3 separate regions of the Mus musculus genome follow, and regions 2 and 3 are each linked to region 1. Evidence: chromatin loops called from intact Hi-C (ENCODE). Cell type or tissue: left cerebral cortex. All regions are shown on one strand. Region 1 has its middle 130 kb from the start of Gm6213. Region 2 overlaps Tusc3 (tumor suppressor candidate 3). Region 3 overlaps Gm6213 (predicted gene 6213).

The links. Hi-C counts contacts between places; a loop is a spot of excess contacts. Peaks named below come from ENCODE experiments on the same cell type or tissue, not always from the same donor. Only the 100,000 strongest peaks of a DNase experiment are listed, where the experiment ranks them.
Region 2: a loop joins it to region 1, with 6 times the contacts of the local background. A loop is called at or near these places in 2 of 42 quality-filtered maps.
Region 3: it touches region 1 in a loop (7-fold over the local background); 2 of 42 quality-filtered maps call a loop at or near these places.

The regions. Positions count from the first base shown.
Region 1 is chr8:39,424,860-39,429,859 of GRCm38, forward strand. No RefSeq gene overlaps it. Among named protein-coding and RNA genes, the nearest start is that of Gm6213, 130 kb to the left of the region's middle. In left cerebral cortex, no CTCF peak of the experiment used is centred here; DNase peaks (open chromatin) are centred at 2,156 and 2,780; H3K27ac peaks cover 1,828 bases.
Region 2 is chr8:39,087,754-39,092,753 of GRCm38, forward strand. The region is part of intron 5 of Tusc3 (tumor suppressor candidate 3); the gene reads left to right. Among named protein-coding and RNA genes, the nearest start is that of Tusc3, 84 kb to the left of the region's middle. In left cerebral cortex, no CTCF peak of the experiment used is centred here; DNase peaks (open chromatin) are centred at 2,843 and 4,790; H3K27ac peaks cover 1,351 bases.
Region 3 is chr8:39,311,296-39,316,295 of GRCm38, forward strand. All of the region lies in intron 2 of Gm6213 (predicted gene 6213), which reads left to right. It also overlaps the pseudogene Gm18644. Among named protein-coding and RNA genes, the nearest start is that of Gm6213, 16 kb to the left of the region's middle. In left cerebral cortex, a CTCF peak has its summit at 2,849; DNase peaks (open chromatin) are centred at 266, 2,801 and 4,463; H3K27ac peaks cover 2,448 bases.

The sequences.
Region 1 (5,000 bases):
GCAAGATTTTGTTGAAGGACCCTGATATAGCCGTGTCTTGTGAGGCTGTGCTGGGGCCTGGCAAACACATAAGTGGATGCTCACAGTCAGCTATTGAATGGATCACAGGGCCCCCAATGGAGGAGCTAGAGAAAGTACCCAAGGAGCTAAAAGGATCTGCAACTCTATAGGTTGAACAACAATATGAACTATCCAGTACCCCCTGGAGCTCGTGTCTCTAGATGCATATGTAGCAGAAGATAGCCTAGTCGGCCATCAGTGGAAAAAGAGGCCCATTGTTCTTGCAAACGTTATATGCCTCAGTACAGTGGAATGCCAGGACTAAGAAGTGGGAGTGAGTGGGTAGGTGTGTGTGGGGGGGAGGGTATGGGAGACTTTTGGGCTAGCATTGTAAATATAAATGAAGAAAATACCTAATAAAAATAATTAAAAAAAGAAAATGTTCTGTTTTTTTCTCTATTGCACAGATGTAGAGTGTGAACCTTGTGTCATTTTGACAGTCTCAAAATAAGCATATGTATGCTTTCACAGCGAGAGAGCAGCCATAGATGAGACATTCCTGTGTGTCCCAAGACAACAGTTTCTCCAGTGTAACTCAGAAGGCTAAAAAGTTGAATACAATCTGCTGTAACAGAAGGCTTAATGGGGTTACTTGGTTTTACGACTCAGGCAGCTCTTGCTTCATGGATACCACATTTGTCAGAGCTTAATAATATTTAAAGAATTTCTTAAGGGAGTAGTCATCCCTAACTACATAAATATATAAGGTACACAAAATGGATTCAGCAGACTGTACTAATATATACCTACATATGTATATATGTAACAATAGTAAGCAAAGAAAAGATGATGAATTTAAGAAGTGGTTTGGGAATTAATGACATAGGAGTAGTTGCAGGGTATGCGAAACCATGGGCTGGAAATGATGAAGTACTCAGGTATGAAATTTTCATAACTAATAACAAATGTGCAAATATTAAAAGAGAATTGCTTGAGGGGTGTCTGTTGGGGAAATTATTTAAACTTCTGGCCTGGGGCTTCTATCTTGCCTTGATCATTAAGTTCCTGGATAAAAAAACACATATACATTGCATTTATATTTATAATAAGTCTTAAGCAGTACAATAATTGGGCAGCTGCCTACCCTCCACATTGTTAGTATCTACCTTACTATAGATAAACTCAAGTTACTACTTTTTGTTTACTATGTTCTATCTGGGTTGCTCTTAACACCAATTAGGCAGCCCTTAGGGCCAAGTTGTCTTGACCCTTAGCCCTTGATTGCTTTTTCTCATTGTTTCTTTCCTTTATAATTCTCCACTTAAATATGGCTTGTTACTTAACATTAGGAATCTGTGCTCTGATCCCTAATTTGAAGTCAAATGTATATGTTGATTTTTTTCTCTGTGCATATCTTTTAATATTAGGGAGTCTTTTGGGTTTTCTGGGCTAAATGGCAGAGCTGTTTCTACTACAACATAGAACAACTCCCGAGTCCTAGTTATTATGGCACCTTCTCCAAGTTGGCAGCTTGCTTTCTGTTATTTGAGTTACAGTGCCCCAGATGTGAACATATGTTACACCAAGAATCAGCAGAGTCAAGACATCCTGTCCCTTGCTTTGTAGTGCAAACTGCAAATTAGTTGGGGAGGATGTATCAGAATGTCCCAGGACACTGGATTTCTAATACTATTTGCTAGAGAGTTTTTTTTTATTTTCACTCAGCATCAGTGGAAGGGAAGGAAAAGCAGCTAGGTTGGAAAAACAGAGAAACTGTCTTGTAATGCAACATTACAAAAGATTCCCAAATATCCCCTGGGCACTTGGAAACTGATATGACCTAGAAGTCCAATCAGTTGACTCCTAAATAGAGGCTTCCAAGAGCATGTGTTTCTTCTATAATTTTCAGCTGCCTACTGAGAGTAAAACAAGAAGAAGTCCTTTGATCCTGGAAGGGGAGCTGGGGCAGAATGTTGAGGATCCACTTAGGGAGTTACCACTTCCTTTACATGGCTCTCCTGAGAGTTCCCTCTAACTTCTGAGTTGCCCAGATAATGAAAATGCCAATCTCCCAGTGCTCCATCCCCCTGATTTCAGAACCAGCTCACAGCAACCGCGATGCACTGTGCTGGCTGATTCTTGCTAGACTGTCAATTTCACACACAAAGAAAGGTGGCTTTTCTTTTTCTCCAGATTGGTACTTACTTTACATATATAAAATCTGTAAATTTGTTCAGTATTGCAAAGGGTTTAGTTATATGCATGTGTATGATGTTCAGGTTTCAGTGTCAGTCAAAGCCAGAAAGAACTGTGGGTTGAATTAATAGGAAAATGATTGGAAAGGAAATAATGGAAATACCTCCTAGGCATCTGTCCTTAAGTCAGCGAGTTATGTAACCTAAGACGTTAACAAAAAATGCTTTCTGGCCCATATACACATCTTTCATTCTGCACTAAATTTTATCATCAGTAATTTGATTCTTCGAACTTAAATTTTCTGTTTCCCAGAGCAATTTCTAAAATGCATCAGCAGACTAGTGCTTTATTAGCTATGTATATTTTTAGTAAGATGATTTCACCAATTTTTTTTTTCTAAACTGCAACTGGGCAGGAAGTACTGACACATAAAACAGAAAAGTTCCAAGGTGGGTGAGGGACAGTGTTAGAATCGAGTCCCTCAGAGCTATGTATGTATGAGATGAGAGTCAGCTCTGGAACGCTGAGGGCTAAGCCAATCTAGGGCAGAATAAATGAAGTATAAAACACATGTTAACAAGAGGAGGGTGGCTTCTAAAATTGAACCAGAGCTACTTTAGAATTTTGCCCTTGGGAGCTCCTCATTATTTCTGAATTTTCAATCCTCATGTAATACATGCATGAAACACCAGCTGTTCTCCACAGAAGGCTAGGGGAAGCATGTCAGCTCAGGTGAGGAATGAAATCCAACACAGATGATCAGAAGGTGGTACCAGTGCTGTTTGCAGTTCTTACCGAGGCCTCAGAAACATGACTCACAAACTCAACAGTTTTTGGCAATTAAGACAGTAGCCACTTGAAAAAGATAGGAACCTATCCAATGACCCCAGTTTACAACGAATAATTTATATGTTTTCATTTTCAAGACAAAATTCCAAATTTACAGGTGTTTTGGTTTATGTTTGAACACTTTTTTGTCTTTGGGCTTTGTGTATAATGGAACAACAACTGGGACGAGACATGGGGGAATCGCCTACAATCCAAATATTAGGAAAACAGAGGTAGGGGGACTGTGACACATTTGAGGCCAGCATACTCTATGCAATGATTTACAGGCTAGTCAGAAGTATCAATTGAGACCCTATCTCAAAAGGAAGTATCACAAAACAAAACAAAACAAAAAACAAAACAAATAAACACCACCATCACTAATAGTCATGCAGATATTGACAATGTTTTAATAGCAATGCATGGTTTGCAAGTGATTTTGAGAACTAATAAAATGCCCAGGAGGGGATCTCTATTTTGATGATATCATAAAGTAGAATCTCTTACAACCCTAGTACTTAGTGTTAAACTAACCAGGTGATGGAGCTGTTGATGCTTGACTAAGTCTTTCAGAACTGTTGCTTTGCCTAGCTGACATTCTCTTGGTTTTCTCTTTGAGTGGTAAAGTCATAATCTTCTACTGAACTCTGCATGCAAAAATCTCAAAACAATACAGGTGTGAGTGTTGGAACATAGACTGTGATTAAACACTCTCATCATAAGATGTTTTAAAAGGGGGAAATCCATTTCCTCCCATAGCATGATCATTCACAGATAATTCTTTCTCAAAAACCTAATGGCAAATGGAACCTTCGAAAACCAACTCTTACACATTGAGCAGGGTGGAAAAGCAGAAACACCCAAACCCTCTTCTATTCGGCCAGCCTTCCCTGGAGGAAGTCATAGAAGGAGTTAGGAAGGAAGAAGCCTGGGGTGGCTTTATAGATAATTCTTTCTACTGTGTCACAAGAGCACAGTGCAGCTAACTAATCGAGGTGACAGTGTTTCTGAATAAAATGCTTTTGAGACAATGCAAAGGAAATACTGTACAAAGTTAATCTTCTCATTACAATCTTCACGGTTCACTTAAGTGAATGAGGGCCATTTTGGAGTATTCTCATCCCCACTGAAGTTCTTGTTTATTAGTATATCTTTCATACTTTTGCTTAGAATGTTGATGGAGAGTTAGAGCCAGAGAATATACGTTTTTTACAAGACAGAAAGCAACATTTGCTACCAGTGGGAACTTCAAAGATTTTTATGAAGACAATGAGGGTATCAAGTGATCACTTCTTCCTCATAGGATTGCAAGGGGAGGGCTAGAAATGTTTATATGAACACATTCTGCATTCTCAAATAATAATTTTGCTTTATACAAGACATTTAAAATCCTTCTAATGAGCTATCAGATAATTTTTAGCTTTAGGGTTGTATTTCATTAGAACATGTAAATGACAGAGGAACAAGGATATAAACATTCCCTCTTGGTTTACTGTGTCCTATAATCATCACTGTTGATTCTGTGTTTCTCTCAAGTCAAAATCAAGACAGAATATACATATACATATACATGTATATGTATATATATGTGTGTCTGTGTATAAGGTATGTATATATTTATAAATAATATTATGAATAAAATATACATATACCTGATCTGTCTATATCTACATACATTACACACATACATATATATATTTTATATATATGTGTATCTATATCTACATATATCTATCGATATCTGTGTCTATATCTATATATCTACCTGCTCTGGCTATCCTGGAACTCACTCTGTACATAATACTGGCTGGCCTTGAGCTTGAACTCAGATATCCACCTGCTTCTGCATCCTGAGTGCTGGGATAAAAAATGTGTGCCACCAACACTCAGTCTGACTGATACAGTTTTCCTGGCATCCTACTAGTTCCAAGGAGAAAAAAAAATCTTGCATTTGTTAATTTAGCTTAAAATGGACA
Region 2 (5,000 bases), 340 kb before region 1:
CAACCACATGGTGGCTCACAACCATCTGTACAGCTACAGTGTACTCATGTACATAAAACAAACAAATATTTTTAAAAAAATAAATTACTAGGTGTATGTTTTATAGCTGATCCATTTGAAAACATACTTTTCAATGAATTACTTAGTGTTATAAGCCCTTACCTCTAGACAAACTGTCTTATAAGGGTGTTAATTATATTTACTACTATACTTTATTGCTTTTGGTTCACGACTAGAGTAAGAATAAATATATATTGCAAAAAGGAGAAACTTATTCATAGTGGTTTATGCATAGAATAGTCTGAAAGATTTGAACTTCCTGGCAAAGAGGAAATGAGCTCTAGAGATATTTATACATATTCATAGCTTCCTGACTTCAAAGTTAAATTTCAGAGGTGATACGGTTAGATTTTACTGTCTTTTGGGTATCTTGAGCAGGAAAAATGCTTGTTAAGTACCTCGTGTTCATAACAGGCAAAAGGGAACATGGTACAGGTCACTGACTGGTTCTCATTTAGCTTCTTTTGTCTTTACTTAGAGAATTAATTGTGTCCTGATTTATGATGCTGTTGAAGTAGAATGGTTAGGTAAAATACTGAATTACAGGGCAAATGTAAATGTTGTAATTTTCAAAAAGCAGTGTTGCTTGAAGTGTTAGAATGGGTTAAAGCAGGGTAGTTTGTAGCTCATACTGCAGAACTCCGTGACTATATAGTTTTCAAAGATTCCTGTCATTTTAACCCAGGCAATATTAGCGTGGTGAGTAGTAACTTTCATTTCAGACACAAAAGAAAACATCCCAAGGATCTGAGAACTAAAAACATGAAAGATAAGACATCATTAAAAGTCTAATAAGCCAGCCTTATTATCACAGTAAATCACAGTGGGGCATACGCTCCTTCTGCCTACTACTGAAGAGCTGCACTAGTGGATGGTTCTCACACCCTGAGGTTTCTCCTGCCTCAAAAATTTATAGCAGTTTAATTACTTAGATTTTATGAGAAGCTTAGTACAAATTCTCAGACAATTTGGGAAAGGTCTTTATGCCTTAAACACATTATGACTTGTTAGAACAAACATTCAGAGTTATTGGGTGGCTCTGATTTCACAGAATGGTGGAAAGCACCCCCCAAATATGTATTTTAATAACATTATTTAACTTTTGACTAATATAAAGCTGTTTGTATAGTTAGCTGTTCACCTTTCCAAGTGGGAAACAAGGTATTGTTATTTTTTCAGGGAAGTAGGCATTTAAGGATATCCCTAACACTTCCTTCATCTGGCACCTGATTCATTAGAAGATAGCTATGCTTGTTTTTTAAATAGGTAGTTTTTATATGCAACCTATTTGTGGAGAATTCTTGTGGGAAAACTCTGCTAATTAAGGTCAAAGTCTACCATTGACCTCATACCCTCTAAGCTCAGAGCAATATGGAACACTCTCTTCATTAACAGGGCTTCTCCTTCTCTGATCTTATCTATGGAATTTACCACCTCCCCCCACCCCACACTCACACACTTCTTTTTTAAAGATATATTTATTTATTTTATGTATATAATTACATTGTCTTTAGACACATCAGAAGAGGATGAGGACATTGGATTCCATTACAGATGGTTCTGAGCCCCCATGTGGTTGCTGGGAATTGAACTCAGGACCTCTGGAAGAGCAGTCACTGCTCTTAACTGCTGTGCCATCTCTCCAGCCCTCCTCCCAGCCCCCCACTACCCACCCCAGTCCCACACATACGTACACCTACCTCTACTGAGGAAGGGCGTTTATCCTTAGTTAGACTGCTGGATGAACTTCTCCTCTCCTGGTTGGAAGCAGATCAGCTGGCAACTCAGGTTCTGGAATGCTTCCCCATGTTAATGAGGCTTTTCAGTACTCTAAACCTCCACCCAATGACCTTTGCTCCTCCTGGATGTGCCCATCCCCAGCCCCCCAGATTGTATAAGCCTTAGATCCCCCAGGTGAGGTTGATATGATCCCCCAAAGCTGGTCCTGGTGCGAGCATTCACCTAAGGTACTCGCAGGGCTCATGAACTCCTGGTCTGTCATCTCTGCTCCCTTCACCCTCCTGGACTAATAGAGGCCAATGATCTCCAAAGACAGGACAGCCACGAATTCTGACAGTCCTGCAGTCCCGCAGAATGAGTTTATATCTTTGGAATATACTTAAAAAACAAAAACAAAAAACAAAAAACAAACTTGATTCTTAATTTTCTTAACTAAAGAGAAACAGATACCTGCAGGGGAATGTCTTTTCTTGTCCTGTTATTTGGTATTCATATGCTTCATGGACCTTTATAGGGACCGTGTTCTTTAGGTTAGTTAGGGAAAATATGTTCCACAGTTTTGCTGAAAATATTTTCTGTATTTTTGACATGAGTTTCTTCTCTTCACTATTACGATTACCACATGATCTTTACATAATTGTCAGGATTTTTGGGTGGTTTGGTGTGTGTGTGTGTGTGTGTGTGTGTGTGTGTGTGTGTGTGTGTGTGTATAGTATTGCTATCTGGCCTTGCGTTTGTTGGGTGGTTGTTCTCTGTTCCTTGGTTGCCCCTTTTACTTCTTAGGAGAGTGTGTAACTGACTGTATCACCTGGTAGAGAATTCTTTTGTGATCCTTCCAGGCATGGGCACGCTTAGTCCTAGACAGAATGTGTTTCTAGGTATTGGCAGCTAACACTGAGGCCTGGGGATGACCCAGAAGAAAGAGAGATCTGCCACCTGAGAGAGGAAAGCTAGGCGTGGCACCAGGATCTGTGCAGACCTGGAGAAATCAGGCAGAGAGCTAGGTGAGGCACGAGGATCTGTGTAGACCTCGGGAAATCAGGGGGAGAGGAGTGAGAAGCCACAGCTGGTGGGCAGCTACAAAACTGGGCGTAGGACTCAGGAACTGGAATTGGTAGCAGAAAAGGCAAGACAGCCTTCCTGATTCCCTGGCCAGCATGGCAGGTGGGATTCCTGGGAGGGACTTGGGAGTTTGTAGCTGAGACAAAAGGATGGGGTCGTGGAGGAAGACTGTAGGAAACAAATCTGTGTGATCTGGGTGTAGTCAATTGCATTTTTTATTTTAAAGATAAACTATTAAAATCCATGATCTTAAAGTAATGAAAATCTTTTTCTGAATATTTTCATTCTTTTGTACTTGTGGGGTTTGGTTCCAGAACTCATCTAGATAGTCATAATGTAGCCATGACTCACCTTGACACACCTTGTTAGATTAGGGGATTGTACTTCAACACTAAAATTGGTAATTACAAAGAAACGTGAAAAAATTTAGTATACCAAATCAAGGCACCAATAGAGAGAATGCCTGCATTCTATGCTATTGAGTACATTCTTAAACCCTCAAATTATAAAAAAAAAAAAAAAAAAGGAAGGGGTGGCTATCTCTCTCTGATAATTAAATGCTCTTATAAATATTTTTATGAGCAAGAAAAGATATTTTCTAAACTTTCTGAAACAAAATAACTTAGTTTTAGTTATGACACTAACATTTAGAAATAGGAAAATAATAGATCAATCCTCATGAATATACATGGATTTTATTGTGGGCTCTGAATGTAAAAAAAAATGAGGAAGAGATATGAATGAGCATAAAGCTATTGAGTAATTCAGTAAGGTTGATATAGTCCATACTCATACATTAACAATATAAAAATATTCAAATACCTTTTTAAAAGAAAATGAAGTTAAAGAAATCATTCATTGTCATACCATAAGAAACACTCCCCTGTCAGTCCAGTAAAAGGTAAGTAAGCTGACAGCTACCATGTGACATTTAAGGGAATTGTTTTAAAGAAATAGACTTAAGCAAAGGTATGTTATCACAGATTAGAGAACTCCACACTGTAAGAGTATGCATTTTCATTGTAAGAAAAATCTGGAAATTTTTTTGACAGTTGACAAAAGATGCACTACTAAATCTGCAAATGCAAAGGGGCAAGAATAGAATTATCATGAAAGAGAAGCTGGAGTGGTTGAAGTTTGTACTTACAAGACCAGCGTCACTGCAGATCCTTAGTAATTTTGTGATGGTCATTTCCCAGCAAGACAGAGAGAACACAGTTGTGTACAAACAGGTTTACAGTTATAAAGTCATGTATTATAAGAAAGATATCCAATGTAGTGTGACGGAAAACCCATGAATTTGTGTCTTACCTCCTACCATGTACAAGAGAGCAAATGAATTACTACTAATGGGGAACATAGTACTTTGAAAATAATGTATAGGTATTCATTGTTAGACAAGAATATCTTAGAGCAGAAGATGAAGTAACTATACTCGAAGAAATAAATGAGCTATATTAACATTAAAAACTTGTTTGCTAAGTGATACTTCTAAAACAATAAAAAGAAAAGCACCCATTTGCTAAGACTTACTTGCTTTCTCTATATTTAGCAAAGTGCCTGACCCACAAGTAGAAAGAACTTCAACAAGACAGTAACAGTAAAGCACATAATCAAATACCAAAGGAAGAGGAGAAAACTGGGCACTGTCACTTAATATCCAGTTCCATTAAACGTAGGAAGATGCACTAACTACCATAATCTCTAATACATTATAAAATAAAAGTGTTTCTCTACGAGGCCTCAAGCAGGATACCCAAGGATACACATCTAGGCCCAGGGGTAAAGAGCGTGTTTAGCATTGTGACTGCTGGGGGTGAGCATGTACTTCTTACTCATGAGAGCAGCTACTCGGCATCTGTGAAAGAGGGTGGGGCCTAACACATACTGCAGCAGTTTCAAGAAAATGTCCTCTCTTAGAAGGCTGTCTTGACAACTCTCAGGGAGTACCTCAGAAGACTGGTGTCTTAAAATATTTCTGTTCTGTATTTTCCTCATTTACACACTTTGTGATGACTCATAGATGTCTCCTCATGAATTGTGCATTTTCTGTATATATTATTTAATAAAAGTTCCAGTTACACTAATGGCAAAATTGAGTCATCCAAATTAAGGAGTATACTAAAATGGTGACAGAT
Region 3 (5,000 bases), 110 kb before region 1:
CCTCTCAAATGACTCTAGCTTGGTCAAGTTGACATAAAATTAGTCTGCACAGACAAATTTAGTTTCCTGTTCATCTTCCCTTGTGTTTGGGACAAATATGGTATCAAGAGTCTGTTTCAACCATTTAGCCAATTTACTCTCTCAAGAAATTTCTGCCCTAAGATTCTGTGTTTCATTTTTGGATGAAGCTAAGTCCATATTTCCAGATCTTGTACTTAGTCTCTAGGAAACCAGATGCTTTTGTTCCCCTGTATCAGTGAAAACAGAGCCTGAAGTAGAAAATTCACTTCACTACATGATTTGGTTTTAGATCTGTTTTGACTATGCCAAACCTATATCCTTGGTTGAAGATGTCCCTGGCAGCTTTCCCCAGGCCACAGTGAGTTGGTCTCTTACACAAATCTAGATCCCAAGGGAGGGCTCATCCAGCTCCAGCAAAGCAATGTTGAAGGCCTTCTGGAAATACATTTTCTCATAGTCTTATATTTCTTCTGTTTCTAGTAACTGTAATGTTCACTTCATTTCTCCCAGGAATGAATATAATTCCTTTAATATATGTATACACTGTATGTGTTTAAATCATTTTAAAAGGAAAGCAGATATGTGAATCTTTAGTAGGAAGAAAATTAAGAATCCTGAGTTTTTGTGGGAATAGATGAATAGACTCCATCATCAGAACTAGTGTTCAAAATGGGGAAAAAAAGTGATCACTCCATTTTTAAATACATAGGGATGTGTGTGTGTGTTGTTAGGAGGATGGAGCCAAGCAAACAAATGAATGAATGGATCATTTTGAGTACATCCCACTTTTCAAGTGTGTGCTTCCTGAAAGAATGCGTTAATTCATTCTCAGACCTTTGAGGTCAAAGCAGCACCTGAACATTTTCTGTAGTGAGAACTCATTCCTGAAAATGAGTGATGTGGCCAGCGGTGTTCAATGGGAATTCTTTTTCAGAGAAAATAATGTATGCATATTGGCTATGGATTCCTGGTTCTCCTGTAGAAGTATATTAGAAAATCAGGTCTACACTTACACTACAGACAGAAAAAACTTTTAAGAACTTGCCTATACTGTTGGGGCAATGCCCCACCCCCATCATTGTGTCTGGCTTAGCATTGCTTTGCTGATAATGAATGATAATTGAGAATAACTCTTTGCTTAAATGGCCTCTTCACATTGAGGTCTCCCCCAGTCACCTATTAAACCTTGTAATGGCTTTACTCTGAAGACCACACTGCTTAACTGTCTTTTTTTTTCTTTGTTCTGTTCTTGGCATTAGAAACTCTTTAAAGTATTACATAATTTGCCTATTATGGATGCAACAGATACTACATATTGAACAAGACAGCAGATGTCCTAAAGAAACCTTACCTTACAAAACTAAATGGAAAACTTACCCAAATTCATGACTGCTGTTGAGCTGCACCTACACAAGCAATGTGTGCTGCCACAGTCCCATTGTGTAGTGGTCTGGGTAGGCACAGGGGAGGACCTGGAGAAGCCTCAGGCCTGAGACCTCTTATAAATAGCAGACATTCTAGATTCTACACAACACCATAACAGTCTCAGTCTTGGGGCTTGGGTAAAGGATGAAAAGACAGAGAGGTTCTTTTAACATTTAACATTTTAATCTTTTAACATTTAAGGTAAGATTAATTCTGGTTTAGGAGGCCTAATATGTCAAGATTTTTAACTTTCTATTGCAGTAGCAGATATTTTTTGATACTGGTAAACATCACTGCATTGTTGATTTAGTTGAGAGAGAATATATTCTGGACATCTTAGGGCAAAAAGCATTAGGAAATAGAAATATTAGGGATTTTAAGAACCAGTAATCTTACATTAAGTGACATAGCATAGTTTATTTTTCTATCATACTGTGCAAGCATTCAATAATTTGTACAGTCATGTACATAACAATTATTAAATATTTATTGATAATAGGGGCTACTATTTTTTTGTAGTGTTTGAAATGTAGAGTTTACCTAACATTAGGCTCCAAATAGAAGCTATTTCCAAGATAATATATGAGTGAAATGGCCTATAATGATATCTATAGGAGGAAACTTAAGGATAAAAATTATATAAAAGAGATTTTATAAAAATCTAATAATTTAATGAATTAAAAATTACATAAACTTATATGGGAAGAACTTCAGTGGTAAAAAGTAGACTTCTAAATTGAGTTTAACGGAATTGTCTCGTGTCTGGATATATACAAATATACTCAGAGGGAAAGAGGATAGATGCCCCAGACACTCATTGCTAATATCTGATGCAGGTTTCAGAAGAGAAGACCCAACAAATCTGAATGTAAGGACGCTGAGCTATACCAGCATAGTGAGAATTTGGAAAACACCATGTGCAACAACTGCTTGCCACTGTACACACTTTTCTCTTGGTATTTTATAGTTCTGATAGAGTGAATGCATGTGGAAGTCATCTGTAGGAAGATGGTGTCACAGATCTATTCCTATTTCTCAACTTCCAGGCAGGGAGAAGAAAATTGGCCTGACCTAATCCTTATCAACTTAAACTTGAACTGAAGACACTTTAGAAAAACAATGAGTCTCTTTCTTAACGTGTACTCAGCACAGAAGTTCACAGAATAAAAGAATGTGGCTCCTATGTACTGTGAAAAGGCAGAGCCTTAAGGAGTTTTAGAAAGTTTTATTTAAAAACTTGACTTCAAATGCAACCCACTCCATTCCACAGTTAGACAGAGTGGTGCTTCAAGTGTGAGAGGTAGATCGCTTGTGACATATTTAGGCCAGGTACAAAATTAGAGTATTTACACTCTCAGGGATTCCTGCCAATTGTTCCCGTGTCACCCCACCTTCTGGTGGAATCAGGAGTTCCCCCTTGTTTCATTTGCTGGTGCTTAAGCTTAAGTAAGCAGTTTGCAGTTTCCTTTCCTGCATGTAGTGAGAGCTTATTCATCTTACCTCCTAATTGGCTTACTTATGAGCATAAAGAAAAATAGATGTGGCTTTCACATGGAGACAAGGTATGATCCATGTGACAGGGCAGAACCAAATATCATTCCTGTGACAACAACATCAAACCAGTTAGTACAGCTCAAATAAGATAGGAAGACTGGGCAGGAAGAAATTACTATAGTTCGCTAATTAAAATAGGAGGGCATTCATAGGAGAAATGTAGTCTAGAATTTTTTTAAAAAGGAAGAAAATTGTTCAGCAAGAACCACCCCCCCCCCAAAAAAAAAAGTTGTGCAGTGGTGGCGCATGCCTTTAATCCCAGCACTTGGGAGACAGAAACAAGGTGGATCTCTGAGTTCAAGGCCAGCCTGGTCTACAGAGTGAGTTCCAGGATAGCCAGGGTTACACAGAGGAAACCTGTCTCGAACACCCGCACCCCCCCCCCAAAAAAACCCAGAGAGAGAGAGAGAGAGAGAGAGAGAGAGAGAGAGGCATGATAGGTCCAACAGTGTCATTCTAGGTAAAAATATTATGTTACAAGGCTTATATTTGATTACCATGTCAGAGTTTAAAACTATGTGATAAAATAGAAGCTGCAGGTATGTATCCAGGACTGCAGATACATCCATGCCACTCACAATGGGCTATTGTGGTAGGTTTGCATTCAATGCCCATCAATGTGGTTTTAGTGAGGACTCTGAAAGTCCTTTTGAATAGTCACTATAAAATGCTTAATTGGAGTGTCTAGGTATCACTCAGTGACTGCTGAGGAAAAACTGTCCTAGGTGTGGTTACCAGTTACAACTTAGGTAGAAATAGCATTTAATCAGAGTTTAATATTTAATTTCTACATGGCATTCTTGAATCACTTCCAGATGCCTTTAGAAAGAAATCTTTGTGAATGCTGCGGATTATCATGCCTTCTGCAGGGGGATGCCACAATCAGTTTATTTTCTTCTTTATTTACCATAAAGGGCAAACAAATCTTATTTCCTCTGTCAAAAGATAAGGGCGAATCTTTCAAAGGTTACTTCAGTTCAAAATGAGGAAAATCCTGCTATCTCATCCCTCCAAGTAAGGAGAGTTTTGTCTCCTTTCACTGCTTTGGAGTAGCTGAGTGAAAGGTGTTAAAGTCTAGGGATGTTGGGTTAAATACAATCAAAACACAGGTAAGGCTTGTCCTCAGGCACAGACAGTGAGGAACACATGTTTGTCAGAGGAAGATGAAAAGGCTTTGTGTTTAGAAATAGGAATTAGGAATGAGTCTATCTTTTGCTCATCATGAAGACTGTTTAGCAAGGAGAAAGGTGGGCTGAGTCGGGGCTGAAGTTTCTGTACCAGGATAACCAAGCCCATGCGGTAGACAAAAGTATAAGGATATTTATCAAATCATCCTAAAGGCTTAGTTTAAAAAAATGCTTAACCAGCAGAAGCTGAGCTTTTGTAATGAGTTTATCTGGAGCACGATACAGCTCCTGCTTGCCAGAGATGGTTATAAAAATGGTAGCATTTATTCTTCCTAACACCCACTCGTCTGTCTTGCTCCAGACCTGTACTCCATGGAATGATCCACTGGGACCTAAAGTGCCTGTGGAAAGAATATATATTTTTTGAGGAATAAGCTCCAAAGAGCAGGACTGTATACCAGAGGAAGCAAAAACATTAATATTTAAGGGTCTCCACCAGAGCCGGGCACTAAGCTGGGCCCCACATGTGCGACTCATTTTAATGAGAACCCAAAAGACAAAACTGTGCAGAAAGTCTTCTAAGCCCAAGTTTTGGCAGCAAGATAATGTCAGTGAAATGCCAGAATCCGTGGACAGACTGCCCCAACTGGGAGCTTGGCGCAAGGCTATCAGCATGGAACCCTGCTTTCCTTTCAGGTGCACATCAACATGAAGATGACTGTAAAACTGGCTCCGGTAATGACTTAACGATTTAGAATATACTTGGGACAAAGTCATGCCCAAGAGAGGGAGAAACAATCCAATTAGACACCATCCATAAAAGTATCTCGATACCTGGTACTTAAAAGTAAATCATTACTGAAAATAAGCAGC